Regions from separate parts of the Mus musculus genome. Here regions 2, 3 and 4 are each linked to region 1. A link is a loop called in an ENCODE intact Hi-C map of the cell type or tissue named here. Cell type or tissue: heart. All regions are shown on one strand. Links, peaks and the distances in the headings refer to the core of each region. The heading gives the core; the rest is flanking DNA.

Region 1 (7,669 bases), core at 1,135-6,134:
ATAAAGTAGTATATAAAATAGCATTCCTTCCTAAAAATGGTTTAAAGTGTAAAAATTTTCGATAATGGCATAAGCAATGAAAAATACAGCAAGTCCCCTTCCACAAAACAACTAGTATACTAAAGATTTCCTCTGGCATAGGAACACAACTCAGGGCTCAGAGCCAGGGAAAGGGATGCTAATGTCAATATCCTAAGGGTTCCACTGGATCTGGAACACGGCTAAGATGCTCTTCATCCCTCCTGATCCCTGGGGGCTGAGTCCCCACGAGGTAGGGCAGCACATGCACTCTCTGAGCACCTCACCCGCGCCAATTCCTGCCTCTTAATTCAGAGGTGCAACCAGGCCCGAGCAGGCACAGAGACTTCAAGTTCACTGCAGCATCCCACAAAGCCACTGGTTAAGGCCAAGCAGGAAGAGAACATGGGATAGGCACAGACTTAGATTGGGAGGAGAAGAATCTAAATAGTAATTCTTGAACGTTTATCATTGCTGTGCAGTTTAGGAGTTTTAGTCATGTTTCCTTTGATAACAACACAGCCCTGGGGGGTAGGCTTGTGTGCATTTGTACTTTCGTGGGTGCTCAAGACCTGCAACAACCTTACCTCAGGGAGGCCACAGGACTAACAGACTAATCGAATTCAGAATTCCAGGTGCAGGGTAGTGGCAGTGATAATCTGAATAGTCAAGCATTTCTCCCTCCCATCCTCCTGTTAATTTCATTGTCTTTAGCCAGGGAAGATGCAGGCTATGTTGTAATTAAAATTCTCAGATTAACACTAAGTATTTAAAATGGACTTAAAGACATTAGAAATACTCAAAAGCCCTTTCAGCAAAAAAGGTTATACCAACAAGGAGCCTTTGATATAATCAGTCATAAAAGGGATCTGGGGTATTTATTATCAAAATCTCTTGAAAAAATTCTGTAATGATTAATGACAAAATGACAGTCTCATTGGACTCAAATTTAAAAAGTGCATCTTCAAATGTAAGTGGACAATTCATTCTGCTTGTCACCTATATGACAAGCCATAAAGAAAATATATGAAACAACTGCCTTAATTTTAAAATAAATTTTATTTGTATGTGACCTAAAATTTACAAATATTTAAGCCTCGTGAAGATGTTTTAAAACATTTAAGCTTTATGCCAGTGAAACATGGTGACTGACTTAGTGGTCATGTTGACAGTGGGAAATGTAAGCAAAAGTTTACATTTAGGTAATACATGACATAAATATCTACACAGAATGTGAAGGAAGGCAAAGGAATTTATAAATTAAAGTAACCGTGTGCTTGGGAAAATTACATTACTTAAACTTGTGTTTTTCCACCAAAAGAAAGTGTTTCAAGGAAATTTAAAACCCATACTCTAGATTGGTGGGCGGTGACGGAGTGGGCAAGGGACCTTGTGACTAGAAAAGAGAGAGCAGCAGATCAATTAAAAGATTATGTACAGCTGGGAATAAACCTTGGTCTTGGGATGTCATTGTTAAAAGATGTCCATTTGTCTTTGTGCAGTGTTGAATAGTTAAAAGATTCTGACAACCTGGTCTAGTCAGCAAGACATATTTGTGGCTCTGCACAATACATTTAATTGCAGACCAAACATCAAAAAGTAGCTTTCAAGCATAAAGAGGGCGTATACAAATGAATTTGCAATTTCATTATGATCAAAGTCTGGCTCTTCAGTAGAACCCTGTGGGAAGCACTTCATATTGATAAAGTCTTAACATGGATTCAAAAGGGGTTGTTCTTTCTCCCATTCACGTGTCTAAGGTTTGTTAAGGTAACTGAGGGTCAAAAGAACAATAAAGTAATTATTCTGCAAGAAGAATCTTTAAAACGTGGCCCCACATTTTGACACTGAATGTATTGTGCAGGTATTAACTTAACTGAAACACTACTGAAAATCTATGTTAAATGTGGAAGGCATGACCCAAAGATTTCAACAAGGTCCCTTGCCCACTCCGTCACCGCCCACCAATCTAGAGTATGGGTTTTAAATTTCTTTGAAACACTTTCTTTTGGTGGAAAAACATAAGTTTAAGTAATGTGATTTTCCCAAGCACACGGTTACCCCACTAGAAAGCTCTTCATTTTGCTATGGCCTTGGTGTTTACAAGGCAGAGCAAATCAAGTCTTCATCTAAGTATCTATTACCTATTGGGTATCTACCATGTGCAGGAATTGGCTTAGGTTCCATTACACATCCATGGACACAAGAACATCACATTCTCATCTAACATGCACCTTGCGGGAGAGGTTCAAAAGTATAAGACCCAGAATAATTGATATGGGGGGGGGGGCTACAAGGCAGGGGAGGGAGGACCTGGCTTTTCCTTTTGTCAAGCTTTAAGAAGGCAACGGATGATTATCAGTTTCAAACTTTAAGGAACTGAGGGAGGGAATTTCAATTTGAAGCCACAAGTACAGAGCTGTCCTGAGTGCACACAGAAGAGAGAGAAGTTGCTAGAACTGAGGGAAAGAGGTGAGTGGCACAATGGTAGGAAATATAGCCATGGAAACGGAGGGAGTTTCTACCATGCAGAGGCGCCTTTGGGCAAGGGAAGGACTTTGAAAGGATCTCAGTAGAGGAGAATCTGTCTAAAGTTATATGAGAAATATTTCGGCCGCTGAGCGGAAAACAGATGATAGGAAGGCTGAGTTAGAGGCCTGGGGACGGTGGCCACAGTTGGAAGGGAAAGGAGAAGAACGTGAATATATGTCAAGGGTGAGCAATCAAAATTTCTTCATAGTTTGAATGTGGAGTAAACAAGAGAGAATTCTATACCTACTGACAGATCTGGGTTAAAGCAAAGAGAACACAATAGCCATCTACTGACTTGAGAAACTGTATAGGATTCAGGGAGAAAATGAGCTTTGTTTTGGAAATATAAGAGTGAGATATGCCTGAGCTGAATACCAGATAGTAAAGGATGCCGGCGCTGACTATGAAGGTCTGGGGAGCATGGGGGACAAGTTTTTACACAGTGTGTAAACACGGGAGGCTAGATACAACCACAAACAAGGAACCAAGTACAGATGTACAAGTGTCAGGTGCATGTGTATGTATGCATGATTTATCCATAAGCATAACACAGAAAGACATTTCATCAAGTTCTCTAAAATAAAGTCTCACTTTATTTTCAACTGTCCATAGGGCTAATACATTGAACTCATGTGTGACTAAACTTGCTATTTAGTCTGTGCAGATAGATGGCATAAACTAACATAATTCAGCCCCCAGTCTACTTTTGCAAGGCTCTATGCTAATGTAAGGTGTAAGAAGAAGCCAATGATGGCAACGGAGAAAGGGGTTTTCAGCTCTGCAGCAAAAATCTCAGTAGATATACAACTATTATCAAAGACTCAGGATGGAACTATAGGCTGCATTTCAGGAAGCAGAGTCTAATACTTATGTTATTAAAATAGCATCCTTGATCAAATGTCCAAATTTTGAGTTAGATGTGTAAGTAATAGTAAAAGAGACAATTCTGTACAAAACGCCGTCTTCTCCCCCAAGCTTACTTTAATTCCTGTGAAATGACTTGCATGACACTCTGAGATGCACTTTACACCCCTCACCAGCAGATGTCACTACAGAGCCACCCCTGGAAGAACTTGTGCCAAGGAAGCAACCTATCTGGCAAGCTTTCCTCTAAATGCACTTTACAAGGAATTCAAAATATCATTAAGAAAATGTTAGATTATGCTTTGTTAATAAATACCATGATATCTGAGTTTTGATGGTTCTGTTTCTATAGTACTGTAATTTCACAAAGTTGTAAAATATTTTGCATTGGTCACAGAATGTGTGACTTGCCACTTTTGCCTCAGTCAGTCTATAGTCCCCAGGACACTGAAAACAGTGAGAATGGAAATTGTTTTTTTCTGCTTAATTTTCAACGATTCCGTTAAGTTAATGTAATCAATATAAAATATTCCCTAAGTTTCACTTATAGTATTTCTTCGTAAAAAAAAAAAAAAATGCATGTTATAGGAAAATCTTGATAGTTACAAGGTTTATAGATATAGCCATAATTTTTTTAACCAACCTTGAAAGAATTGTAAGGCTCAATTACTTTTTACATGTACACAGGCACACACACATGCACACACACACACTCCAAAATATGGGGAGAGGACATTTATCATGTATCAACTCCTATACTTCGGTGCTCTGCGTTGGCTCTGACTCATTGAACAGTTTCCATGAAACCGAACTATTACATGTAGCTAACGGTATACACTCTACCTTAATCCCCTCAATGATAATTAACTGAGCATCTGCTACACAACAGGCAACTTGCTGGTCATCCAGGGACTGCAGACACCTTTGCATCGTGCCTTAAGTACTTGAACCATCACTTCCAACCTTAGACTTAAATTGTGACTCACAGAAATCACGTGAGAGCACAGAGATGAAAAAGGAAAGACAAACTAGAAAAACTGGTTTTAAAAGAAACTGCTCAGAGTTCAAATGTTGAGATTTTTACAAATCTGATGTTATGAAAAAAATGACCAATGATAATAACAGCCATGTATCAACAAAATTTGGAGTTTTTCAATTGCTGTATCATTGGTACCAAAACCACAAATTAATTTGGAATAAATCCAATGGAAATTTTTTAAAGTCTAAAAAGAATGAATGCATATACTTAAATGCCTTACATTTTGAGGGTCATGATTGCTCATTCTAATGGAAATTCATGGAGTTGAGGAGATAGCTTAGTGGCTGAGAGCACCTGTTGCTCGGGCAGCGGATCTGGGTTCAGTTCCTGGCATGAAAACAGTAGCTCAAACCCATCTGTAACTCCAGAAAGGCCAACAGCCTTTCTGACCTCCATGGGCACTAGGCACACATAAGGTGTGCATACATACACACAGGCAAAACACTCACTTATATAAGAGAAGTGAGTAAATAAATCTAAAACATGCAATTTCAAGTAGTTTGTTTTTAATAAACTAAATTTTTATTCTTGCAAAATAATAAAGCTTTGTAGTTTATTTTCTACCTCATTTTTAAAAGTACTAATATACCTTAGTACTAAATCATAATTCAAATATGAGATTTGACCAATAATTGTATATTTTATTACATTTGCTTATCATGCAAATGACAAAAACTGGAATAGAATAAATTGCTTTTTACATTTGTTTTAAATTTGTAATGTCTTAATCATAAGTGCATATGCAAATAGGTTAAGCTGACTGCTTCAAAGTTACTATTCAGACTTAGGATATGTGTTGTTAAAACATTACAATGCCTAAATGTACACTGCAGAACCTTCTCCTTACATCTATTATTACTTGAATAATAAGCTTGAGCTTCGTGGGGCTGGAGAGATGGCTCAGCAGTTAAGAGCACTGTCAGCTCTTCCAGAGTTCAATTCCCAGAAACCTCATGGTGGCTCACACCATCTGGAATGGGATCTGATGCCCTCTTTTGGAGTGTCTGAAAAGAGCAACAATGTACTCACATATACATACAATAAATAAATAAATCTTTTTTTAAAAACTTAAAATAAATAATAAGAACAAAAACAAACAAAAACCAGTGGAGCTTTGTTTCAGCCTCCATATACCACTTAACATAACAAATAGAACAAACCATGTGTTCTTATTGTAAGTTATACCATACACAGCAGTCCAGAGCTAGAAGAACAACAATTAAATTGGGAAAGTTTGTTTTGTTTCTCCATGAGCAATCCTAACTCCGAATAATCTCAATAAATCCTCTTCGTGCACTTTCAAGTGAATCAACAATACTGCTTTTTACTCTGATAAATATTTTTTTGAACGCTCATTTCATGCCTGGAGCCCTGGGGATTGGGTTGGTCCCCAGGAACCCAAAGAATGCCGCTGAGGCAGGCAGCATGTGCAGGGAACCGAGTGTGAACCTCCAAATGATTACTGTGCACTGCCTTCTGCTGTGTCCCACATACAAATCAGAAACAGTTGGGCTTAAACGCACAGCAACAACTCCAACAGAATCAGATTTCTCCTTAAACTTGGAAAAGCTTGGATGGGTTTTGCTTAAAATCCAAGCACTAGGAAAAGTAGTGTTCCAAGCTTTCTGCAATAGCTTAAAAGCCAAGAATCACCCAAAGAGAAATGTCAATAGGATACATTTCTGTAGAGCTGTGGTGGTCAAGCCTGAAGACAAAAAGGAGTAGAAGGCGACTTCCAGGACCCAGGCTGAAGGGTCTGGCTGCAGGCTCCTCACCAGGAATGCCTGCTCACACTTGGCACATTAAAAGTACTAGGAATAAGACTGAAATTACTTTTCACACAAGTTCAAGAAAAATTTAGCAAGTGCCTCAAATTCATAGCATTGCTAGAAATAAAACTTTTTATAGTAAATGCAATTAATTATAACCATTATTATTTTAAAGGACCTCAAGACTGGTAAATATTATGAATTTTTTCTCCTCCCATAATTATTGGGAAAAAGATGGAACAAAATATTTTAAATAGATCATAATAATGTATTTCAAATATATTGGTATCTATGTCATTAATATAGCAAATGAGTTTTCACAGTGAGTAAAGTGATCAGCTACCTGAAAATATTAACATTAGTCTCTCATTATTGAGAAATGTATGCCAAAGAAGAGAACTCTCCCCAAAGAGTTTAGTTCCATCTATCAGAAGACAACAGGAAGTCCACCTTGAATGGCTCGCTCTCTAGCTTGAGTTCTGACTGTGAAGAAGAAATACCATAGAGAGATAAGCATCTGTAAGTTTCCAAAGATAACCACAGATGCAAAGCAAGACAGTGGCAGTCATTCAGCTGGTGCTACACAAACTTTACATGCTACAAAGGGCATGCTTAAAGGAACAGGCGCTCAGCTCCACACTTTCAAACCATGATTTGCCTGAAAGCATGCTTTGGTCAAGACTTGAGGCTGCCTTTCTGCACTGCCTCCCCTCCAAAACAGCTTCTTTCCATGTGAGAAATGTAAAGCCTTGGAAGCTACCACTGACTTACTGCAGGCGTGGACTCTTTCTCTAGATCCACAGCATTTGGAGACTCCAACAGTGGAGCCAAAGGATGTATTGCAACATGTGTTACAAGAAATCCTCCATGTGGTTCTGCAGATTCATGCTAACGCCTGGGAACTAGGGGGCTGGGTTAAGTTTCAGAAACAAAATCTCAATGGTTTCTAACAAGTTTATTCTATGCTCATGCCACATGTGTATCAAGGGCTGGCTATTGGTAGACTAGTGGCCATCTTTATTTTGTCTTAATGTGATAGAAAGATGTCCATCTGGAATGAATGTGAGTTGTCAAGCGGAGAAAGAAAGAAAATGTCGAAAACTGGACTCCTGCTTCTAATTAAGCATAAGTCACTTCCACTTAAATTACTCAGCCAAAGCACATCCCAAGGCCAGGTACGGTGGACGCAGGAGAGGGGATGTGTGCTCTCCTATGGAGGCACCACACACGCCTGCAAACAGCAGCACCTGTCTACTATTAATGCCAAACATGTAACTGCTGAGAATCAATTAGGTTTATTTAGAATATCTCAAGAAATTCAAAACAAAATTCCTCTTTTCTACAGAACATGATACCATTAGTCCATGTTTCTCACACTAATTTCAAGCAGGGTGATTAGATAAAAGATCTTTCTGGTAACAGGCTTTTCTATAGCACATTAGGTATT
Region 2 (7,669 bases), core at 1,636-6,635, 97 kb after region 1:
AAACAAATGTGTCTCAAGTATGTAAATTAACTTTAATTCCTTAGGTATTACAAAACCATATTAAAATATAAGGATGTTTCTCTCAATATAAGGATGTTTTATGCCTTCATGGTATGTACTTTCCTAAAAATACAGACACTATCATCCATGCAATGAAGACTTCACAAACTAGACTATGACCATCATACAACAACAAAACCAAACAGTGGCTGACATGGCCCTGTGTGCTGTCAAGACTTGCCTGTGTTATTAAGTTTCTTTTCATGAGGCACTATTAGAAATTTATTTTAATTCCTTAGTAATTAAATTTTTCTTATACTATCAATAAAATACAAAAATCATAAGTTTTACAAACTAATGAGTAAGTAAAATGGTATGACCAAGATCACTGTACAGCCAGTAAGAGGTGGGAGCTAGACATCTTTCACAGAAACAGAACACTCAAGCAGCACTGGGAAGTACTGACAGGGCCTCCAAGTTCCCAGAGTAGCAAATTAGATGCAAGTAATTAGGTTATGTAGAAACTAGTAGGTGTCAGAGAGATAGCAGAATTGTGGTCTCTAGGCCCACACTGACATGCCTTCCCCTTGTCCTAGTCTGTCTTTTGGCCTGTATCAGGTTGCTGCTACATTTTCAGATATTAGAAACATTTTTATTATATTACTGTTTCTATTAATCATCTACCAAGAAAAATGATTACAAACCTAAGACAAGCCTCTGCTTACGTGGCCATTGCACATTTTTTAGCCAACATTTACTTTGTTCCTTCTCTATTTCTTAGCAAACATTTACTTTGTTTCTTCTATATTTCTTTAAATAAACAGTCCCTCATAAATACATGATCAAATTTCCTGAAAAGGAATGCTTGCTTGCGTAACTTTCTAGACTTTCATCCAATGACACATTAAATTGAAGTGGGGTTTTTTTTTTCATCTTCTTAATCACTTTTGGAGATTAAAAGATAGCTTACCTTGAGACACATTCTAAATGAACTACTACCTAAACTTTAAACCCAATATCCCTTAAATTTCTTCATTGTACAGCTTTATTAAACTAATGACAATGTAGCAGTACTAGAAACTCCAGAATCTAAGTACTACAAAATATATCTAAATAATTCCACAAGCAATAACCCATTTCCATTAAGTAATGTAATTAAGTGTTATCTTGCATTCTTACTGTTTCCATGGAAGTCTGCTAAGGCATCCCAATAAATACCACAAGGTAATACTGGTGGAGGAAAAAAATAACATATCCTCCTTCTCACATGTCATCTAGCAAATGATAAGCTAAACATATTATGAGTTATCCCTATATAAGTCCTACAAAATATCAGACATAGTGTTTTAAGATGTACATTCGTGTTTTTACCATTTTCTGCACATTTTTCCAAGGGGAGACTTTAGTATTATAATTTGTTTATTCAAGATAATAAAGAAGTTGCATTAAATTACAGAGTTTGTATCTCACCAAAAAGAGAATAAATATGACACATGCAAACCATTCTTCCATCTATAAAGTATTTAATATTTGAATCATTAGATATTGTATATTATAGCTATATCAAAATAGATAAATAAAAATCATAAGAGCACTAAGGAATATTATTAAGAGCTACAAAATAAGATGTTTTTAGGAATTTACTAGATGAATACATGAACATTAATTAAATAAGTTATTTTTCCATTTGGTTTAATCACATGATGGAAATAATTTAATCCGTAAATGTGTCAGCAGTTGTTTCCCTTTTAGACTGTGGTGGCATAAAATGATTTAATACACAGAGGTAAACCATGTTTCTGTCCCATGAGACTGCCTAAGGCTGATATACTGGTGCAAAACTTTTTAAACCACTGCTATTACATTCCAGAACCCCAGATATAACTTTAATTAAAGGCCATAAATGAAACAATCAAGTTCTATGCTGTGACTGTTTAAGAGTCATTTCTTGCTCTTACATATTTTTTTAGAAGTCTCAAGTGTTAAGGAATATTTAGACAGAATAGAGTAGCCTATATCAACCACTAACCCCTGCACCAATGCGTGAGATTTCTGAGCCTTATACATGACCCGTGGAAACTTAAATACTGCATATACCCCTCTGAGTAGTTTTCTTTATCTATGTACAAAATAAGAAAACCTGTCAGATCTATTTAACAGAGTTGTTTAGATATGTTAAACGCAAAAACATATAGTAAGAGCACGTTATAATGCAATAAATAAACTGGGTTATATTACCACGAAGCATAATACAATAAACAAGCACAAACTTCTCAGACCATTAGCATGACATTACAAAGGTAGGAGAGAAATCCGAAAGAATAAAAACAAATTTAAAAATTCTCATGTATTAAGCTGAACTTTTTCTCTTAATGCCCCCCCCCAAAAAAAACCCACATACCCTTCAATAGCATTTTGTGGATTCTTTAGGGACTGCAGGAGAGGGAAATAAAGAAGTAAACATAGCAGTAGTCCTTGTTACTGAGCATCACTTTCTAGTGCAGGCCTACACACCTTCCAAACTTGTGCTGAGGAGCAATGACTTGCTTTATCCAGATTTAGTAAAAGAACACGGGACTATAGAGATGAACATCTTAGTTCAAAAAAAGTACTGCACATCTTTAACATGCTGAAATCAGCAAACTGTTTGAAATATTAACCATGCATTATAAATCTGATTTTGCAATGCTAGCCACTTATGCATTATTTCTGCTTTGGTGTACTTTGGCATTTGAAGGTATAATAATATATGATACATAAGAGATATACATACATTATATAATCATATATAGTTGTGCAGATAGATAGATAGATAGATAGATAGATAGATAGATAGATAGATAGATAGATAGATAGAGACAGATATAGGTAGAGATATTCCTTTAAAAGCTTGTTGATCTGTAAATAAGCAAACATACTTTTTGTCCTTTTCTTACTCCAGGAAATGATTCCTTGCCTCAGTAACTCAGAAACATGAAGTTGGAACTGAAATTTGAATTCATCTGATGCCCAGCCATGCTCCTAACCACTTCAGTCTTTCCTGGTTGCTGTCATGTGAGTTGGGAAACCTCCTGTAACCTCCCACATATACTGCACCATCCCAATGAACATCCCAGAGAACTCTGCTATCCTTGAGAGACTTCCTCCATTCACAGCTCCAAGATTTCAAGGAGGCCATGAATGACCAATGCAGATGAACTGAATTAAGCCCATGTTTTCTCCGTAAGAAATAGAATGAATCTGCAGGTCTTTCGATGAGGCTACAATCTAACATGTAAAATGGAGTGCTTGCATAACCATTTTCCACACAAAAACTAGACTAAATAATCTGACAAACAGAAAGGGAGAGGTGTCAGGACATTAGAAAGGAGACACGAAAGGTCATCCTGCTGTTCATTCCTGTAAATTTATCCCAACATGGTCACTTCTTTATCTCATAACACAAAGGATTTAAAAGCCACCTGACATACAATAGAGTAACAATGACTAAATAACTAGCTTGGTATTTCAAAGTATTCCAAACCTATTACAAAAAGCTGGCTCTATTTTGCTGGAGCATGAAAAAACTCTAGGATACTACAGGAACTTTTGTTACTGTAAAAAATTAATAATAAAATTTTAACACCGTTGATCAGTTACAAGAATAAACTCCACAGTTAAAAGTATATTTTGATAAATTTTACACACACCTGTAAACCTGTGTTCACTATACACATAAACTATTAAGTTTCCTTTTAACTCTTCCTACCAACAGTACAGGGAAAAGAAAAGGTGACTCTTCCCTCACTCCCAAGGCCCAGGTCACAGGGTTCATGGGCTGTAGCAGTGAACCTCAATACTTCCAGTGACAAACGTATCAGGAAATGTGAAATGAACAAGTGAGACATTCATGTCCAGCAGCTAGTAGAAAGGTCTCTGGGCCTCCTGCTCTGAGAGGGAGAAGTACAGTCCAGTTAGGACCAGGACACCAAGTGGTACCCACAGTGATGAGGCGCTACAGCCCTCGCCCTTGTTTGGTGTGTTTTGCTATGTTATGATACAAAACCCAAAACTAGTCATCTGTACTGAACAGAAATTTATTGCCTCAATGGTCTAGGTGCTGGGAAGCTTCGCAACAGCTGGAGACAACTACAGAAAACACACACACAATGAAGAGTTGCGGAACAGCGTCCCAAGGGATTCCTCTATAAAATACTTCTGCATGAAAGGTTCAGAAAACATTGAAGAAAAGGGACTGGAAAGACTGTAAAAGCCAGAGGGTCAGGAAATAAGCTGCAAGAGTATATCTCCTAGGAATGTCAGAAGCTACATGCACAATGTATCACAACATAACTGCGTACACATGAGCTGGACAAGGGCAGCAACAACAGACATGACAGAGGCGGCAGAGTAAAGCCCACAAAGCCTGACTGAGGAAGCTGGGAGCAGAGGAGGGAGGTGCTCTTCCCAAGCCTGACTGAGGAAGCTGGGAGCTGAGGAGGGAGGTGCTCTTCCCAAGCCTGACTGAGGAAGCTGGGAGCTGAGGAGGGAGGTGCTCTTCCCAAGCCTGACTGAGGAAGCTGGGAGCTGAGGAGGGAGGTGCTCTTCCCAAGCCTGACTGAGGAAGCTGGGAGCTGAGGAGGGAGGTGCTCTTCCCAAGGGTTTCCAAAGCCAAATGGTCAGCCTTGAAAACAGACAGGGACATGACACAAATTGACCAGATTCTTTTTACATACACACATACACGTACACATAGTCACACATATACACATGCAGTAACAATTAGTGCAAAAAAAGAAAGACTGTACTGGAAGAGCAGGGAGGGGTATGTGAGGATTTGGAGGGAGAACGAGGAAGGAAAAAGTTATAAGTAAATTATAATCTCAAAAATTAAAAAGAACTGACATTGTCAAGGCCTTTTGGATACATCAGAGAGAGGACAAACAGACATACAGAGAGACAGCAAAGGGAACAAACACTCCATGAACCCACTCCTTCAGGGAGGCTCTAACCTACTGATGAAGGAAAGGCCCAGTGACCTAAACTCGTAGGTGGCCCATATCCTAACGGTGCCACGGGGGCAATTCAACAAACATTGCAACCCAACATGCTCCTTACCCTGTCGACAGAAACTGTTTCTCCACTGTTCTGTTTTGTTTTTTCCAGGTGGGGCAGGGTTTGGCTGTTTTGGGTTTTTGTCTTTCCTTTCTGACCTCATGTACTCTTTTTCTTTGTAATTTTTACTTATAGCCCATATACAATTCTTCTTTACATCTCCTCTTTTTTAAAAATATTCACGTATTTCACTTTAATGAGTTTCTTTACATTTCATCTTTTTCACTTTACATGCATTTTACCATCTTTCCACTCCAGGCAGAAAGCAAAGATATACAATGACTATATGTGATGATACATGCCCAATGGAAACATGCATTGTTATTTCACCACAGGTCCAGCTGACCCCAGAGTAAACTGCCAAGCCAGTCAGAATAGGTTTTCTACTAGCTTCAGATTTCAATCTCCACCCATAAAGTTCCTAGCATGATGAAATTATTCAAGCAGCCACACAGACCAGAAGCAGAAATCTCTTGGAATACAAAGTAAGGTTTGATCACATTCCAAAACACTTTACCCTCTTACTAGAAAACATGATCTAAAAATACCTACCCTCTTATTCTTTATTCATTCAACAGAGAATTTTTCATGAGTACGTGATTGCCTAAGCTTTAGTCACAATTATACATGAATCACCACCAAGCCTGATGACTTGTGTTCAATCCCCAGCCCCCACACAGTGGGATGTAAGGAACTGGAAAGGAAAGGAAAGGAAAGGAAAGGAAAGGAAAGGAAAGGAAAGGAAAGGAAAGGAAAGGAAAGGAAAGGGTTAAATTCTTGAGTTCATGGTGCAAACCACTGGATGGACGTTTGATGCACATGGCACAACAGGGAAGGCTTGGGGGAGCAATTTGAGATAATATTTGGGGGAGCAATTTGAGATAATATTCATCACTGCTTTTTTAGTTTCATCTTATTTCTTAGAGACCCATCTATCAAGTTTCTCTTAACTACTTCAGAATCTTTCTTGTATTTCTTTTTATATCTTCATGTGCCCCGCACATCTGATAATATTTGTTAAATTTAATTAAATTGAAGCAGTCTTACAACAAAACTTGTGTCAACATCTATAACCCTTATGTTTAAAATGTTAAATACAGATGCTTTAATCAAAGGCACTGCATGCTCACCATGCAAAAGCAAGGACTGTAGGAGTCTGCACACGCACACACACACACACACACACACACATATGTATATGCATCTTTATAGCTTTAAAATACACACACCACTAAACTACTGATGGCATAAATGAAATTATAAAGCAGTTTCCTTTTGAAAGTCACTCTAAATCACCATATGCTAACCAGGTGTTGTAAAACATGTCAGGTCTTCCTCTTCAGTTTAGATTAGTTCCAAGAAAAAGAATCTCAGACAGTAAATCTCCTCTATGAGTCCTTTTGGAAACTTCTTTATAACTTCACGTCTGAAATATTTTTCTTAGAATTAAACTAAAAATAAAGAATAAGACTTGACATTTCTTAAACACCTGATGCATATGATGATCTTGAAAGACTAGAAACCTTAGTCATCGGCACAACGATGTAATAAAGAAAACTCAAGTGCATGTAAGCAAAGCTCAGGAAGATCATGTGTTGTACAGTACAGTGTGGTGAAGCAGAATCTTAGCAGTGGCGCTCACGTGTATAACTGATTTTAGCATCAGAAAAACTTTCCATCATTTTACTTTTTGTGAAGAAGCCAGAGAAAATACTTGATTATTTATTTTATAATTTTAATATGCCTTTTATTAATCTGACCTTTGACAAATATTTTACTGTCAATTTGGCAATCTAAAAAACAGTATTTTTAAGTATATGTTAAATAATATATGAGAATTAAACAAATATTAGTTCTATTGATGTAAGGCTATATTTAATGCTTATTATTAAAGCCACACAAACTTGTATTTTAGCAACTGAAACTTACTGGGAAGAATTTTGTTAGTACTAAGATTAGCTACATGGGTGCTCACAAAGAACATTTCTACAATGCAAATGTCAACAGAAACAACCCTGTGCTAAAACTAAAACATCAGCAGAGATATCCCAGGCACAGAATTCACATCTCTTTACCTATCACCTGCAGCACCACTTCAAACACAGCAATCAGCATTTAGAACCAAATGCTTAATACAAGCACTCTCGTGAATAATTAAGACATCACATAGCACGCTGTACTTTAGTGGTTTTGTAGACTAGCTAAAATTAATTAACTTGCAGATGCTCAATGTTTCTCATTCTTCCTCTTTGCCCCAACCTTTAGACAAAATTTAGTAACACGCAGGAAGATAAAACTTCAGTCTCTAGGTTAACAGTAATATATTTATGACACAGATATTTTCATGGCCTTCTTCTCCAAAGTTCAAAGTAGAAAGGTGATCACCAGCTTTTAGTATTTACAATCTTTTAATCAAAATATCACACTAGCATAGGTTTGGTGTAGCAAGCTTTGGAATAAATCCCTCCTGTAAATTATTCTTTGTGATGACCAAACACTTCATCTACCAAATCCACTCAGCAGTACCTGCCATGTGCATCTCCAGTCAGAGTACAGCCATGTCCAAAGCTTACAT
Region 3 (7,669 bases), core at 1,052-6,051, 200 kb after region 1:
CTCTGCTATTTGCTTTTCTTACTTAATGATGCTATGAATAAACTTCCAAGTCAATAGATCTAGATCTAATTCATTCAAGAGATTCCAGACAAGTATGATCATATCACTGTTAAGTAAACCTTTAGTTATTGGTGAACATTCAGCACTTTCTTGCTCTTGCAAACAACGTTGCAATAAACATTCTTAGATGTAAATCCCATGTCTGTAAGTCAAATGTAAGTGTAATTAAAATCTCAATAGATTTGAAAGATGACTATTCCCCAAAGACCACATTCTTTTGTTACCACAAACTTATCAACTTATCTGTGGACATATTCTGAGAACCAATAAAACACAACAGCTGAGCTCTGAAGCAAGACTACCTGGTATACATTCTAGCTCTTCTACTTTGGTCTGTAAAACCAGACACTCATTAAGTTACTGCACTGTATTCAAATTATATGGATAAAGATGGAAGGAATGATGGAATGATAACAGATGTAAAATGTGTCAGCTGCATGGTAGTGTCTGGCACATAATAAATGGTCAAGTTCAGCCACAGTCAGGGTTATGGTGACGTGGGTAGTCATATGATCAGCCCGTTGTATTACTCTAGTATTTGCTTTGAATAATGATGTGGCAGAAGATGGTCCCTAGTTCACTCGGAAAACCAAATCAATAGTTATTAAATGAGGAAACGTCAAGAATTGCCAGTTGTCCCCACAACGATACATCATTTAATGTCTTTCCCCAGTGTGTTCTGCAAGTGTTTCCAAACTCTGCCTATGACATTCTGGTTTAATGGGTACAAAGGAAAAGAGCAAGCTTCCTAAACAGCACACAATAGCAGTAGCTCATGGTCATTTCGGTACAGAATCGCTGCCAAGTTTTCATGGTAATCACCAGGAAAACATCTCATTTCTCAGCCCCTCTTTTATTTGAGACGATGTCAGTGGCTTTGTGTGAAAGGAATCAAGCTCCAAAGAAAAACCGGTTTGGTTTTTTTTCTACAAAGGATGGAAAGTAAACATTACCTTTTATTGAGCCACTGATTCAAGAGTGAGCCATGCTCCATCTTCCTGTTCTGTTTTGTTGAAGCAGGCAGTGAGCATTCCAAGCACATATTTACACTCAGATCCAGTTTAATGTGGATCCAAACACAGAGAGATCAAATATTTGAAACTTCTTCTATAGATTACTTTTCTGATTAAGAGACAAAAGTGGTACTTAGCAAGCTTACAAACAGGAGGCTTTCAAAAGCAACTTTTAGAGAATGTGGGATGCGCTGACATCTCATTCAACAGACTCCATCTGTTCGCCGAGCATTGCTGCCTATAAGACATCACCGTACGCACTGGTGAGAAGGAAGCTGCTGCTGAACCAGTGAGTTTATTGAGCTTACTTACAGAAACAAACATAGTTCAGAGAGCTGCATTTCCAAGGTCCACCCCAGCATGGGTGATAAATTCCAAAACTAGAAACATTGGAGCTCTCGCACAACTTGCAGGCAGTTCTATAGGCGTGAGAGTGTCTCTTTCAGGCAACTCAGTCAGTCTGAGCCCCTCATTTGTCTGTCTTCCAGGCTGTTTGGCTGATCTGAGACTCTTCTGGGTGCCTAGGCTTGGTGAAGAGTGTATCTTAGCAGTCCTTACAGCATATACAAGCTTGGGGCAGAGGGGAGAGCTAGTGTATTTGCCATTTTCAGGGACTTCCTGAAGCTTCTGAGTTGTTTTCTGTATTAAGTCTTAATTAGCCTATTTTGAAACCTTCTGAATCTTAATGAGTTTCCCTATATGAGAAAATGTATTATCTCTGAAGAAATTGCCATACAGCAGAAACAGAAAGAGAAATATGGCAGGATTGGGACACTGTGGCCAAAATTCCTTTACAAAACAAAAAACATAGGCAGTAATATACCATGCATTTGTTCTTTGTTGGTATTCACTGAAAGGAAACTCCATTTAATCTGACTTAAATTAATAAAGAAATATTGGTTCATTGTATAAAAAGTCTAGCTATGTTGTCTTCAAGTAGGGTTTCATGGAAGGGTTTACACAGTATCACTGGGAGTCCAAATCCCTCCTTCTGGGTCTGTTCTCCAAGTATAAGCTTCACTCCCACAATCTGTGTGATGGGAAGATGGCTTAGTAAAACTCTAGTCTATGTCCTCCAATATTCATATCTAGCAGAAAATTTAGATTCTCTTCCATAAGTGTAAGATGCAATTCTTGTATGTCTTTTTTGTATGTGTCGCCCAGTGATCTGCATTTAGTTGCAAGCTTATTCCTAAATTTAGCACAGTGACTAGAGGGATGTGGAGATCCCACTGGTCAAGACTGAGTGACAGAGGTAAAGCCAGACAGTGGGCTGGGCTTGAGAAAATGGGCAATAATGCAGAGAAGGAAAAATGGACTCAAAACACACAAGCAACAACAAAAATGATCATCAAATATCCAGGAGGGAGAGAACTTGGGTTTACAAGTAACAGAAGTACACATTGTTATAAAACTGAAGTACTTCAAAAATTATGACCCAAACAAATCGAAATTAAACGGTAAACCTCAAATTTGGAAGAAAAAAAAGAGTGTGCCTGTAGCATCAACAGAGATCAACAGTTCACACAAAAACAAATGAAAAAAATAATGGAAATGGAAACAGGAAAGGGGCATAAATGGATTGTTAAAAATAATTTTTAATTAAAAAAAATAATTTTAATGAGAAAACTGTTGGTCATTATTAAATAAGACAACTGTATAATACAGTGGTGATGCCACATCCTTGGTAGAAGAATAAATGAGAAGAAACTTTCTGACAAATTGTCTCCTAATAGTTGCCATTTTTCTATGCTATCATTTTATCACTCTAGGAAATTCAAGCTAAGGAAGGTAGTTTACATGTAGTAAAAGGCTTTCTCATCAAGCCATTATAACAGTACAAATGAAAACTATTAGAAACCAGCAAAATATCTACCCAATCTAAATAAAGAAAACAACTTATTCTACATATACAATATATGTGACTATACAATATACATACAATAAACAAGAATCAGCCATTAAAGTCTCGCTTACTCAATAGTATAAAATCTTGAGGAATTATTTCCAACTTATTTTCATACTTAAAAAGTCCAAAAAAATACATATTTCAAAGTGTAGGTAATATAAATTATTAAATAATACAAGATTCAAATGTACTAAATTGTTTAAAAAACAAGAACAAAACTTCTCAACCTTTGTTCTGATTGTACAATAAGGGGAAGATGAACCCTGTTTCAAAACAAAAGAAGTGAATGAGTTGTGTTACCCGTGTTAAGTTGACTGATCCCAAAAGCCTCCCATCTCACACTGTCACAGAGCCTCTGACCCCGAGGAACAGTGTATGGCTATCTCTTTGAAGCTCCAGCCCTACAGATAAGCTTCTAGTTGACTTGTGGGCTTGAGCATTTGCTAGCAATGCCAGATAAGGAATTCTAAACACAGAGGAAACTGCAGGGCCATTGGCTGGTCAGCATCAGGAGAGCCTGGTCGGGCTAGCTTGTGTTTCCTCTGGTCAGTGGCCCTGAAAGAATGTGAGATTACACTGTAGCTTTTGCACTCCATCCAGGATGACAGAATCTGGCACTTAAGAGGTATGGAGGAGGAATGCCAGGCTGGTGAGAGAGAAGAAAAAAGGGACACCCAGAAAGGAGGCATGAAGATAAGATCTCCAAACAGGATCTCTTATTCTGCTTAGAAGTTTCCAAGGTCTAAGGAGCAAAGAAACCCCCCTAGAGAGTGGTAGAGAACAAAATGTGAGTTAGAAATCCCTAGCATGACCTATTGAAACTCTGGGAACCCTGTGGTTTTTTTTTTTCCACCTCTGCCTTATTCTTACATTTGCTAATTACTTACTGACTGCACGGGGATAAGCCCCACTTGACTCCTCATGGGTTTTGCTAATAGAGTCATACAAGGGGCAAACAGGCTGACAATTAAATGCAACTCACAGGATGCATCTACTGTGATATTAGGGACACTTTCAACCACCAAGGAGAAATCTGCCTGTAGCATAGCTTTAGAGAGTTATCCCAGTGGTGTAGGGCATTTCAGAATGGAGGAATTATCCCTTAGCGAGAGGAGCAGGCATGCATGAGAGGTGAGAGCATTGGAGAATGCTTCTCAAGGATTAAATGAAGGACAGGAAGTAGACAAGTGGCATTTCTAGCTCCACTCTGATTGATGCATGGAGAAAGCTGAGAGGAGGAAAACAAACAAACTCCCCACAGACTTTTATAAAGCCACACACTTTGCCACCCTTTCCTTTGTTCCAGAATATCTTAGCTCTCTGACTACTCTCTGAGATGCCCTTGCAAGGTTGCAAATGAAGTCATAGAAACAGGACAAGGCAGTGACCTGCAACCTACAGGGATCCTGTGCCCATCATATAAAAATGGTATGGATCAGCCAGGCCACAGTTAAAAATACAACCATGTCACCTTCAAACTGCAACCACAATCATTTGTGCAAAGGACCAGTTAATGGTGGTCAGATGCCATTCAGCTGTCACACACATGTCAAGTATAGAGTGTACATGCGCTGGTGATTACACAGCCTCATATGCAAGGCAATAGGCAAACCTGAATATTATACATACATATAATATCCTTGGTAAATATATATATCCTTGATATAAGCTAACAACTGGATGGGATATAACACCTTCATTGAGTCTTTACTGTGTGTTCAGATACTTATAAAAATAAAGGAGAGGAGAAAACAATCCTACCATAGCTCAAGTCAGCTAACTTGTGTGTGTATGTGTGTACATACATATATAAATATGTGTGTGTGTGTATATATTATACATGCATGGGAGAGAGAACAGAATGGGAAATGAATATCGATATCAATATAAAAATGATTGTCTAGTGAAGCTATTTAGATGGACTGATTTTTATATCTTCTGGCTTAACTAACTATAAGACAGATCTTATAGTTCCTTTGCAGATGAAAAGCTCCCCTAAATATGATATAGTCAAATGAACATTGTTTGAGTTAGCTCTTCACCACAGGGATAGCATACATGAGAAGGCAGCATGAGGGAAAAAGGCTTTATTTTGGCTCACAATTTCAGAGTACTGTGTCATGGTCACTCGGTTCCATGGCTTCTGGACCCTGTGTATGGTGAGGCAGAACACCAAGGTGAGGAGAAGGAAGTCAATGTGACAACTCATGGGGGACAAGAGGCAAAGAAAGAGACAGCAATAGCCACAGGCAACATCTGTTCTTCAAAGTGTGCCTCTGGCGACCTAGTGCTTTCAACCAGTCCTGATAGCCTAGGAAAAACGACTTCCTCAATGATTGGTCCATTGTTAGCACCTTCATAATCCGAGCACCTGTCAAGAATACCAGCAGCTGGAGATCAACCCTTTAGCACATGAGCCTTTTGTATCCAAGCCATGACAGATGTGAAGTCGGAGAACACTGAGTTTGTGCTTGGGATTATCTTTATTCAACTTATGCTCTGTGTTTACTTAGCCTTTCTGAGCAAAAATAACAACTGCTGCAAATAAATGGCCTAAATGACAGTGCTTCTTGTTGTTATTGTTGTGGTCGTGGTGGTGGTGGTTGTTGTTGTTGTTTGAGTTTTTGGTTGGTTGGTTGGTTTTTGGTTTTCTACCAGAATTTCTCCCAGTTTGGCTTGGGAAAGGTACTGGTTCAATAATAGAAATAATCAGGAGTTGGCAAAATTTATTGACAAGTGCCAGATTGTACATCCACTGAACTTTGAAGCCCTTCTGTTGGTCACAGCTCTGGCATTGTAATGTGAAAATGGCCATAAACAGAGACAATACACACATGAACAGATGTTGGTTGTGTTGCAAGATGAAGGCAGAAAACCTGGTGGTGGCTCAGACATGGGTGTTATCTGGATACATCTAGTCTATGGTTAGGTGACCTTGGAAGTGCCAGTGAACCTTTTTTCTTGGTAAGTATCCATGTGACCAGTTGCAACCACTGATCTTAAATACAAGTCTGAGAAGAAGGCTGGGTGAAAGGCTTTGTTTTGCTAATAAAATTAAGTCTAACATGTTAACCATATCGTTTTCCTTCAACTGAGAGATGTGTAAAGTCTGGAGATGATGCATTCTTCTGAGTATTACGCACAAAACAAAAAGAACCAACTGCTCTGGCACCTGCCTGTACTACCAGCAATTTGGGAAATGGGAGCAGAAAGATCCCAAGTTTGAGGCCACTGTGAGCCACTATTGTGTTAAAAGTAGTGATATATTTCCCTAAGAAGTGAAACAAATGACAACGGCCTCTATGGGCCTAATGTTTTTTTACTTTCTATAGTCAGATTTTTCTGTTTATAAGCCAGATCTATTACCAAGTAATTATAATAATCCACTGGATACTGTGAATGTTGATATGCATGCCACAGCGAAAAAGTTCAGTAGATGTCGGTTTTCTCTAAAGTGTGTATCAAAGAAAATTGATGCCATTCTCTTCAGATTAGCATGAACATTCTGCATCATCTCCTTTTATGAAAGTGTCCCCTCATGTGAATTATTTTTCAGAATCATCTCTAGTTTCCCTCTAATTCTACATTTCTAAGACTTCAAACTCAGAAAGAGAAGGGCTAGAAAGAACATCTCATTTAGCAAGAGCCTAATTATGAAAGCTGGCAGATGACTGCCAGACACACTCAGTAATTATGAATCAAAGTCTCCCTCTGCTGACCCAGCCTGCATTGCATACAAAGAGCACTCATCCTGGCCTGCAGCTGCCTTCAGATATGAAGACAGGAAGTGTGTCGGCTTCCTTGAACAGCTTCTGTCTTACAGCAGACTCTCAGTACAAATTCCATATCTTTCTTCTCTTTCCACCTTGCACTCTCAGTCTGGGATTGTTACAGAATTAGATTAAGTATGAAAGGGAGCCCCATGAAGAAGATACCCTTAGCCTGAATATGGAGAAGAAGCTAGAGAATTGTTTGTTCAAAACTTGGGAACAACAAGGAACAAGAGTTTAGAAATGCCCAAGGTCAATATACGTATTCTATATTTAGTACATATAGTCATACACACACACACACACACACACACACACACACACACACACACACATATATATATTCATACACACATATATATGTATGCATGTATATTTCTTCCTCTTCCTCTTCCCCTTCCCCTTCCTCTTTCCTCCCTTTTATACAAGTAAAAGAAAAGCCTATTCACACAAAGTACAGAGGCAATCTCATATGTCACAGCAAGAATGGTGTGAGGGTGTAGAAGGGTTAGAAGCTCCTTGCTTGCCTGTCTATACACACACACACACACAGAGACAGAGAGAGACAGAGAGACAAACAGACAGAGACAGACAGAGACAGAACATTTAATAAACACTTGTGGAAGCATGAGTCACTGCTGGGATAGATGAATGGCCCCTTGGAAACAGTAAACAGATAACATGAACAATGAGCAGCAGTGAGTGAGCTGGCTATCTCTTGTCTTGACCTGATTTGGAATTTTCATATTCTCTTGTAGCTACTCATATCTGTTTTGATCCAAATACAGCCACAGATATTCTATAAAAGAATGCCCATAGATGTGATCCCATAAATCCTACTTATGAAATCAGGCAACGGTCCAGGTCAAGTCCTGGGGTCAGGTTGCCTGTCCTTGTCTGGGTGGTGGTCAAGCCCG
Region 4 (7,669 bases), core at 1,174-6,173, 250 kb after region 1:
AATGGACCTCACCATCACCTGAGGTTCCTAGAGAGCTCTGCTCTCTTCCTTCAAGTTCTTTCATCCTGAGGTTATGAGATCCGTGGCCGACTGATCGGCAGCCTGTCATGGCAAAGGATTCTGACCTACATTCCCACAATGAGAACCTAGTGAATTACATTTCATTGCCCATCAGTTGCCTGAGTTCCGCTGGCCTGCCTCCCACCAAGAATCCTGTCCCCACTGAGAGGAAAGTTTTAAATACTTCCTCTAGGGATTCTTAGTTTGGAGGTGGAGGGAAAGAAAGAAGGAAATGGCAATAAAATTGAAAAAGATCACAAATTTTGCCACAGTGCCTAAACATTGTAGTTACATACAAATTGAATATAAGACTCATTAACTTTACATGAATAATAACAAAGAGACAGGGGACAGGGCTTCTGGGAGGAATGGGGTTTTCATGGGCTATGACAAATGTAAAAGAGGGTGGAATCAGAGAACAAGAGCCTTGGGAAGGTGGGTGTGTATTTTGGAAGCCACCACTGCTGGCAACAGGCAGTCTCTCTGGACCAGGTGTCACTCCCAGTTTCTTTAGTTCCCTGTATAGATCTCTGCTAGATGGGAAGTGGAAGTGGGGGGGGGGGGGAGGGGGCAGAGGAACAGCAGAAAAGGCTGTGTTTGCCTCTGGTGTTTACTAATCCTGACAGATTAAGTTTCTCTCTCCAAAGGCTAGCTTTCTGGAACCATTTCTGTTCCTCACCCTACCAAGGTTGCAGTTTCTCTGGACAACCAGGTTAAGGCAGGCCAAGGAACAGTTGAGCGCTTGTGTGAGATTCTGACTCCCTCACATCCAGCCCTGTTTTCACCCAAGAATGTACTTAATCTTGTGGCCAGGCTACTTTCCTAATGAGAGATTAAAAGATTGGGTAGCTGAATTTCCTGAAAGGCCCGAGGATTGCATCATTCCATTTGCTGGGCTGTAAGTGGCCAGGGTAAGAGCCATGTGATGGAGTGATAAGTCACAGAGGAAAACTGGACCTAGTTAACTGAGATTTCCCCCTCACCTCCTTGCCTGTGCGTTTATAGCTGTATGCCTGTATGCATGTATGTGCGGATGGGTGGGTTTCCCCCCTTGTCTGAAGTGCCTATTCTGTCTTTTCAACTAGCTTATGTGTGTTCTGTCTTCGGGATGAAACTCCTGTCTTTTCTGTCTTGGGAAGATGTCCTTGGTCTTCTGGCTTGCCACTTCCTCTGTTCCTTCTCACTTCATCAGTCTTGGTCTTTGTTTTGAACTCTGGAGCTTTCCTGTGCCATCCGGAATGGTCTGCATCCATTCACTCACTAGATTAGGCCCCCTGCAGCCTCTGAGCACCCAACAGTGTTTCTCTACATACTTCTGCAGCCTAGAGTTGCACCTGTCTGAGAACACAGGTTTCTAGTATGCTTATAGAGGAAGAAAGAGGCAAAAAGGGAGCAAAATGAGAAAAGGAGAGGGGAGGAGCAAGTAAGAAAGGCAGGGGCTTGGGAACTTGAGTGACATGAGGTTCACAAAAGAAAATCACGGGTAACAAGAGCCACCAGGATGACAGGACTCTCTCGGGAGATGCTAGCACACTAGCCTTCAAGAACATTCTCTAGCCTCAAAATGGGTTACAGGATAAAGACCTACCACACAGTGTTACTAACTCTAGGTTTCTGTTCCTTGCCATTTCTTCTTTGCCCTAACAAATATTTGCAGAGTGTCTGATGCATATTCAACACGGGAGTAGGCCAGAAATGGAGAAGGGAGGTGATTCAAAACCAAACCAAACCATGAGAGATAAACTCTAACTTTGAGTCCCCAAGCGCAGTTGAATGAACAGAAAAGAAACTTAGCTTATGTTAGTAGGCTTTAAACCTGGAAAAAATCACTGCTTTGGAATGCTGAGTGAGTGCCCACCATGGGCCAGCCACTGTCCTGGCAAGGTGCTGTGAGGAACATATATCTTCCTTGACCCCACCCTCAAATTGGTGCAAGGAGTTTACTGTACCCATGATGTTATTTCTTCTTGACACCAGCCTCCAAACTGCTTCAGCTTAGATAAGAGAATGGCTTTTGGGTATTCAGCAGCATGTAACCCTTTCTTGGCCGCTCTTATCTCGCCATTCAATTTTTTTTCTCACACAACTTTGAAGAGAGAAGGGAAAGGGAAGGGTGAGTGTAACAGACATGGTGACCCTTAGAAGCCTGGCTCTGTTCCTCTTAATGACCCTCTAAATTGTGCATGTAAAGCATGAAAGCTAAAAACTAACCCGCCTCGATGTGCCATCAGAGACGTTGAATAATTAGATTCTGATAAGTACCTCCAGTTGGACATCTTTTCCAAATACATGTTGATTTATAACGTCTGTGCCTGGTAGGGAATTTCTATAGGTGACTCTGCCTGGTATCTTTGGAAGTTGCTTCTGTCAATACTGTCATGCCACAATTCTAGAACCCCAGTTAGATTGTTCTACAGATGTTTAAGGGGTACACGCCCATCTGCCTGCCTTCACCCAAGCTAAAATGATAAATGTGTGAATAAACTTGACCCTGTGTTGCCTGGAGGGAGGTACCGGGCACCAAGTCTTTTCAGCATAACTGGAGTCTGAGATTCTCAGAGTGGGAGGGAAGGGCAAATGAGGCCAAGTTGTGAAAGGGCCTGGAGGTTGGCTTTGGGGAGTCAGTGGAAAGCAAGCAAAGTCTATGTTGGTGGCCTTCTGGGCTTTGCTGTTGCTGCTGTGTAGACTGTGGGCTGGAAAACAGTCAAGGCAGAGCTTGGATTAAAAAAACTGTGAAGGCAGAAAGGTAGGTGCTGAGGGACACAGAGGGCAGTGATCAGCAGTTTTCACATAAGATGCAATCTTGTCCTTTGCAACCCTGTCCAGTGAACTAAGACTTTACTTCTAAAATGTACTCCTCTGTCTCATTAGATACGGTACACTCAAAATGGCCAACTAGAGATTAATAGCATGCAAGGTCACAGGGGTCGAATCACTGACTCACAGTGTATGGGGGCATGAGTTTCGCTGCGCTATGAGACTCCCCTGTGCGGCCGAGGGTCTGTGGCACACCATGTTGGTAGAAGGCACAGATTCCTTAGGGTAGAAGAAAATGTTTATTCATTTATGGAGTGCTCAGGGACCCACCAGCAACTCAGGACTCGGGAGTTTCCTGCCAGACTTATTTCCTGGAATAGTTGACACAATTTCCTATTAAAGCCTTCATTTAATGCAGCCTTAGTCCCAGTCATCGCCTATCTTGATTTTCTTGCTTAACAGTTTCTTCACCAGCTGCTGCTATCAGTAAAAGCTGGGGTGCTTGACAGATCCTCTGAAATATTTATCCCTCTTTCCCTTCCTTTGAAATCAGAATTCTGGATTCCATTTTCCATAATGAATGAGAGTCCCATTTTCTAGGCTCTCTTGTTTTTGTAAGCCCCCCGTCCCCCAACAGCAGATCTTCCTTTTGGGTTTACATCAGCATTTAGCTAACTTCCTGAACACTTCACTCATTTCCTGAGCCTATTCCAAGGAAGGGAAAACATCCTACTTCAGAAATAAATGCAAATAATCGCAGAGATTATTTCTATTAAATAAATAGTGTAAATGCAATGGAATTTCCTGCAAAATGTCAATTTACCATGGATATTTCAACAAAAAGCTATCGGCCACAGCCTCCCTAGTAGGTCTCATTGTATTTGTGGGTAGTCGGAGGAATTAGAACCAGTTTGTCAGTCAAAGATGTTTCTGAAGAGGTAGGTTACACACAGCTGCAATGTTTCCTCTTGTGGAATTGAAAAAACAAAAAAACTAAGAAACCCGAACACTGGAAAATTGTTATCATTAGGTCAGTAATTATGAAGTGCTTTTGTTTTTGTTTTGTTTTAAAATAGGAGTCTTCTGACACCTACTGGTTATGCAAGGTAGAACAATTTTAGGGCAGAAACAGGCATTTTGTTTGTTTGCTTATGACTTTTCTTGGAAGAAAACCCACTCCTTGAGAGCACTTCTGAGTACCCCTAAGGCCCAAGAATGCAGAAGGAAGGTGAGAGCAAACATTTTCCTAATGCATTTCCTGTCATGCAAAATGATGCTTCCTCCTCAGAGCCAGACTGGCTGTAGGTTAAGAGTGGATGAGAACTGTGAAGCTCTTAGGAGATGCTGTGAGAGAGAGAACAGTCTGAGAAGGCCTCTTCCTGCTCAGATGTCTGCTAGTGGAAGGGAGGAGTCCCTCACTACTGGAGACAGCTCATGGGCATCTTCAAGACACATTTAAGGCCTGAGCAGCACCTGCCATTTTGAACTGCTTTACATGGGAAGTGTCTGATGTTTTGAGAAAATGGATGATTGGGATCTCAAAGGATCTCATGCATTCACCTACAGTCCTCCCACACCTGATAGAGGACTATCCAGGGCAGGTAGCTATCTGATGACCTCCTGTGCCGTGGCCATGAAAGGATCTACGATGCATCACAAGAGGTAACATTCTTTGGTTTTTCGAGACAGGGTTTCTTTGTATCACCCTGGCTGTCCTGGAACTTACTTTGTAGACCAAGCTGGCCTCGAACTCAGAAATCGGCCTGCCTCTGCCTCCCAAGTTATGGGATTAAAGTTGTGTGCCATCGTGCCCAGCAAGAGGTAACATTCTTCCTAAAAGTTCAACGTCGTGGTGTGATGTGCACAGTCTGAAGTCTGGCTGTTCGTCTGTCTCCCAGATTTCCCATGCCTTCTTCCTGTGACCCAACCAGCTCCAACTCCTCTCAGCTCTGCACACACAAACACACACACACACACGCACACACGCACACACAGTTTCACTTTTTTCAGCTGTATGGACTTATCATTTATTATCATTCAGAAGACCTCCATCCCTTCATATCTTTTCGATTCGTTCTTCAGGTTTCTGTGTTCTGTCCTAGGAACCTTTCCAAGGTCAGAGAACATTGATGACGCCCACCTTTGCATTGCCTCCCAGAGTCCGTCCAATTACTTTATACTGTTTCTGTGTGTTTGCCTCCTAGGTTGTTCCCATAGACAAGAACCTTCCATCGGCTGACACTCTGGCTTGTCTGAAAGCTCCATAAATTTTCACTGATGCCCAAGCAGCAGCTATTTGTAGCAGGAGATTGTTCCACTTGGTACAATGTTTAAGTAGAAACAAACTATTGCGGGGTGACAACTTCCGATGATAGGGTGGGAAGTCTGATATCTAGGTCTTCTGAAACATTTATAACAATTTATTATCCCAAATGACCTCAGCCTTCACCCCCTGAGGACTAAGCTCTAAGTTTCTATCTAGTTTTAATATGGCCATTCTATAGGTATAGAACTCACCATCAAACACAGGTTCATAAAGATCTGGAGTCATTTCAAGACTTCTTGAATTGCTTACAAAGCTTTCCCATGCACGTGGCCATTATTTCTGGTGAGATGTCTATATCTTTCATAAACAAGATCTGTGATGTTGGAAGACTAAATACCAGTGGTAAAGCACCTGAAGTAGACACCTACACTTGATCTTCAGTGGATCTTTGGGAGTTATCCTCCTCTTTCACGCTGCAAGAGGGAGGCTCAGAGTCTAGCAAATTTCATTCCACTGTCCTTTGTTAGAGCATACCTTCAGGTCTCCATGTATGCTTTTTAAAAAGATTTTTATTTTAAGAGGATTTTTGCCGTGAGTTATTTGTTCTGCAGTACTCATCCTCAGGTTCTCAGTGTAAAGATAAGGGTGTGGTCTGAACTTTTTAAAAAACATTTATTTTTACTTTATATTGTATGGGTGTTTTGCCTCTGTGTGTGTGTGTGTGTGTGTGTGTGTGTGTGTGTGTGTGGTGCATGTAGTGCCTGCAGAGGCCAGAAGAGGGCGTCAGATCTCCTAACTGCAGTTAAGGGTGGTTGTTAGTCACCACATTAGTACTGAGACTCCAACTTGGGTCCTCTGAAAAAGCAGCCAGTGCTCTTGACCACACAGATTTTGTCAGTTACCCCTTTACTGGAAATATTAGTATTGCCTAATAAAACAATGGGAGTATGCTTGGAAAGTCACATACAGAGCCCACAAGTCCCACTCAGGCGACACACACTGGATATCGGAAAAACTGCATGCAAAACTGGTCACTGAAGTAGCCTGCCACTGTAGTCAAGGCCTACGCACTGCTTGGATGTGTCTCCTCTTTGGCAGTAGGTACCATTTACTAAGTCACTGTAACTGGCAGATTTAGCTTCATGGATGAATGACTTGGGCAGTCATTCAGGGTGTCACTTACTAAGCTGTCTTGCCAGCCCAGAGACTCGTACTTTCATTTTATACCTGGTCTTGCAAATTATGTTGCTGATGGGTAAAGTGCATAATCTAGAAGCATGGCTGCGTATACCTGAAGCAGTACCATGTAGTAGAAGGTGCATGAGTTTAGACATCGACATTTGGGGGTTCGAATACTGGCTCTGCCACTTAATAGCTGCATGAACTTGAATAGGTTGAACTCTCTAAGCCTTGCTGTTCTTATTGGATATGGTGGTCTGGTTACTATGTTATCTAACTTTTATGGCTGCAATGGCAATTGAACAGTATTTGATACAGTAATTGCTTATGGATGAGAAGAACAAAAGGAATTTTAAAACAAGCAATCAACGAGGAACAAAATACATTAGTGCAAGAAGCAATTCAAATGAGAACAAACAAGTCAAATATGTCAGCTTTTAAGGCTGGAGGACTCCTAAAAATAAACTAGCCAGAGAGGTTTCTGTGTTTTACAGAGTATCTTCACTCTTGCTTGCTAACAACACTGACACCTGAGTTTGGTCCCTGGGATCCACAGAGTAGGTGGAGAAAACTGACTCCTACAAGTTGTCCTGATTGCCACATGTGCTCTCTGGCATGCATGTACACACATGTGCATGCACACCTGCCTACATACTCAGACACACAACAAAGAAATGAAATAACAATTTTAAATGATATTGTTTTCCCTTGAATTCACCCGTTTGTTCTATTCCATTTTGAAAGCCCCCGAGGTCACACACTGTATTTATTTTAAGATCTGTCGCAAAGGAGTTGTTTTGTTCGTTCGTTGGTTATTAGTTAGCTAGTTAGTTAGTCAGACAGTGTACTTTAAGAAGTTACAAAGTAGTTGTTGTTTTCTTATTAATTAATTGGTTGGTTGGTTGGTTGGTTGGTTAGTTGGAATAGGGTCTCACTATGTAGCTCAGGCTAGTTTGAGTAAACTAAGTCCAGGGAGATGGCTTGACAGGCAAAGTGCTTAATATAGAAGCCTGAGGACCTGTATTCAAATCCCTAGAACCCACGTAAAAGTCGTCTCCCTGCCCCCCATGGCAGGAGAGGAGATGGTTATGTGCTGTAATCCTGGCAGGGAGACAAAGACACATGGGATCCCTAAGACTTACAAGTAAGACCATTCAGAAGAGATGGCGAACTACAGGTTCATGGAGAGATCTTGTCTCAAAAAATAAGGTGGAGAAAGACACTTGGGTTGACCTCTGGCTTCTAAGCACACATGCATGGCTGAGCTCACCACTGTGCAAGAAATAAACTAGCTCATTATTTTATGGTTAAGAAAACTGAAGCCTGGAGAATTGACGCGACTTAATCGAGCTTGCAAAGCTTGCCCTCCGCAAAGGCAACACAGAGTTCCTTCGGGGGTTCTGTTTG

What was found. Hi-C counts contacts between places; a loop is a spot of excess contacts. Peaks named below come from ENCODE experiments on the same cell type or tissue, not always from the same donor. Only the 100,000 strongest peaks of a DNase experiment are listed, where the experiment ranks them.
Region 2: it touches region 1 in a loop (2.2-fold over the local background); 4 of 42 quality-filtered maps call a loop at or near these places.
Region 3: a loop joins it to region 1, with 7 times the contacts of the local background. A loop is called at or near these places in 10 of 42 quality-filtered maps.
Region 4: it touches region 1 in a loop (8-fold over the local background); 37 of 42 quality-filtered maps call a loop at or near these places.

Annotation. Positions count from the first base shown.
Region 1 is chr7:89,165,210-89,172,878 of GRCm38, forward strand. All of the region lies in intron 6 of Tmem135 (transmembrane protein 135), which reads right to left. Among named protein-coding and RNA genes, the nearest start is that of Tmem135, 170 kb to the right of the region's middle. In heart, for the core only: a CTCF peak has its summit at 3,584 (motif pointing right); a DNase peak (open chromatin) is centred at 3,582.
Region 2 is chr7:89,262,078-89,269,746 of GRCm38, forward strand. The region is part of intron 4 of Tmem135 (transmembrane protein 135); the gene reads right to left. Among named protein-coding and RNA genes, the nearest start is that of Tmem135, 73 kb to the right of the region's middle. In heart, for the core only: no CTCF peak of the experiment used is centred there; a DNase peak (open chromatin) is centred at 4,484.
Region 3 is chr7:89,364,392-89,372,060 of GRCm38, forward strand. It overlaps a transcript of Tmem135 not described here. Among named protein-coding and RNA genes, the nearest start is that of Tmem135, 29 kb to the left of the region's middle. In heart, for the core only: no CTCF peak of the experiment used is centred there; a DNase peak (open chromatin) is centred at 3,530; H3K4me3 peaks cover 541 bases; H3K27ac peaks cover 3,213 bases.
Region 4 is chr7:89,415,276-89,422,944 of GRCm38, forward strand. No RefSeq gene overlaps it. Among named protein-coding and RNA genes, the nearest start is that of AI314278, 7.2 kb to the right of the region's middle. In heart, for the core only: a CTCF peak has its summit at 3,914 (motif pointing left); a DNase peak (open chromatin) is centred at 2,566; H3K27ac peaks cover 1,811 bases.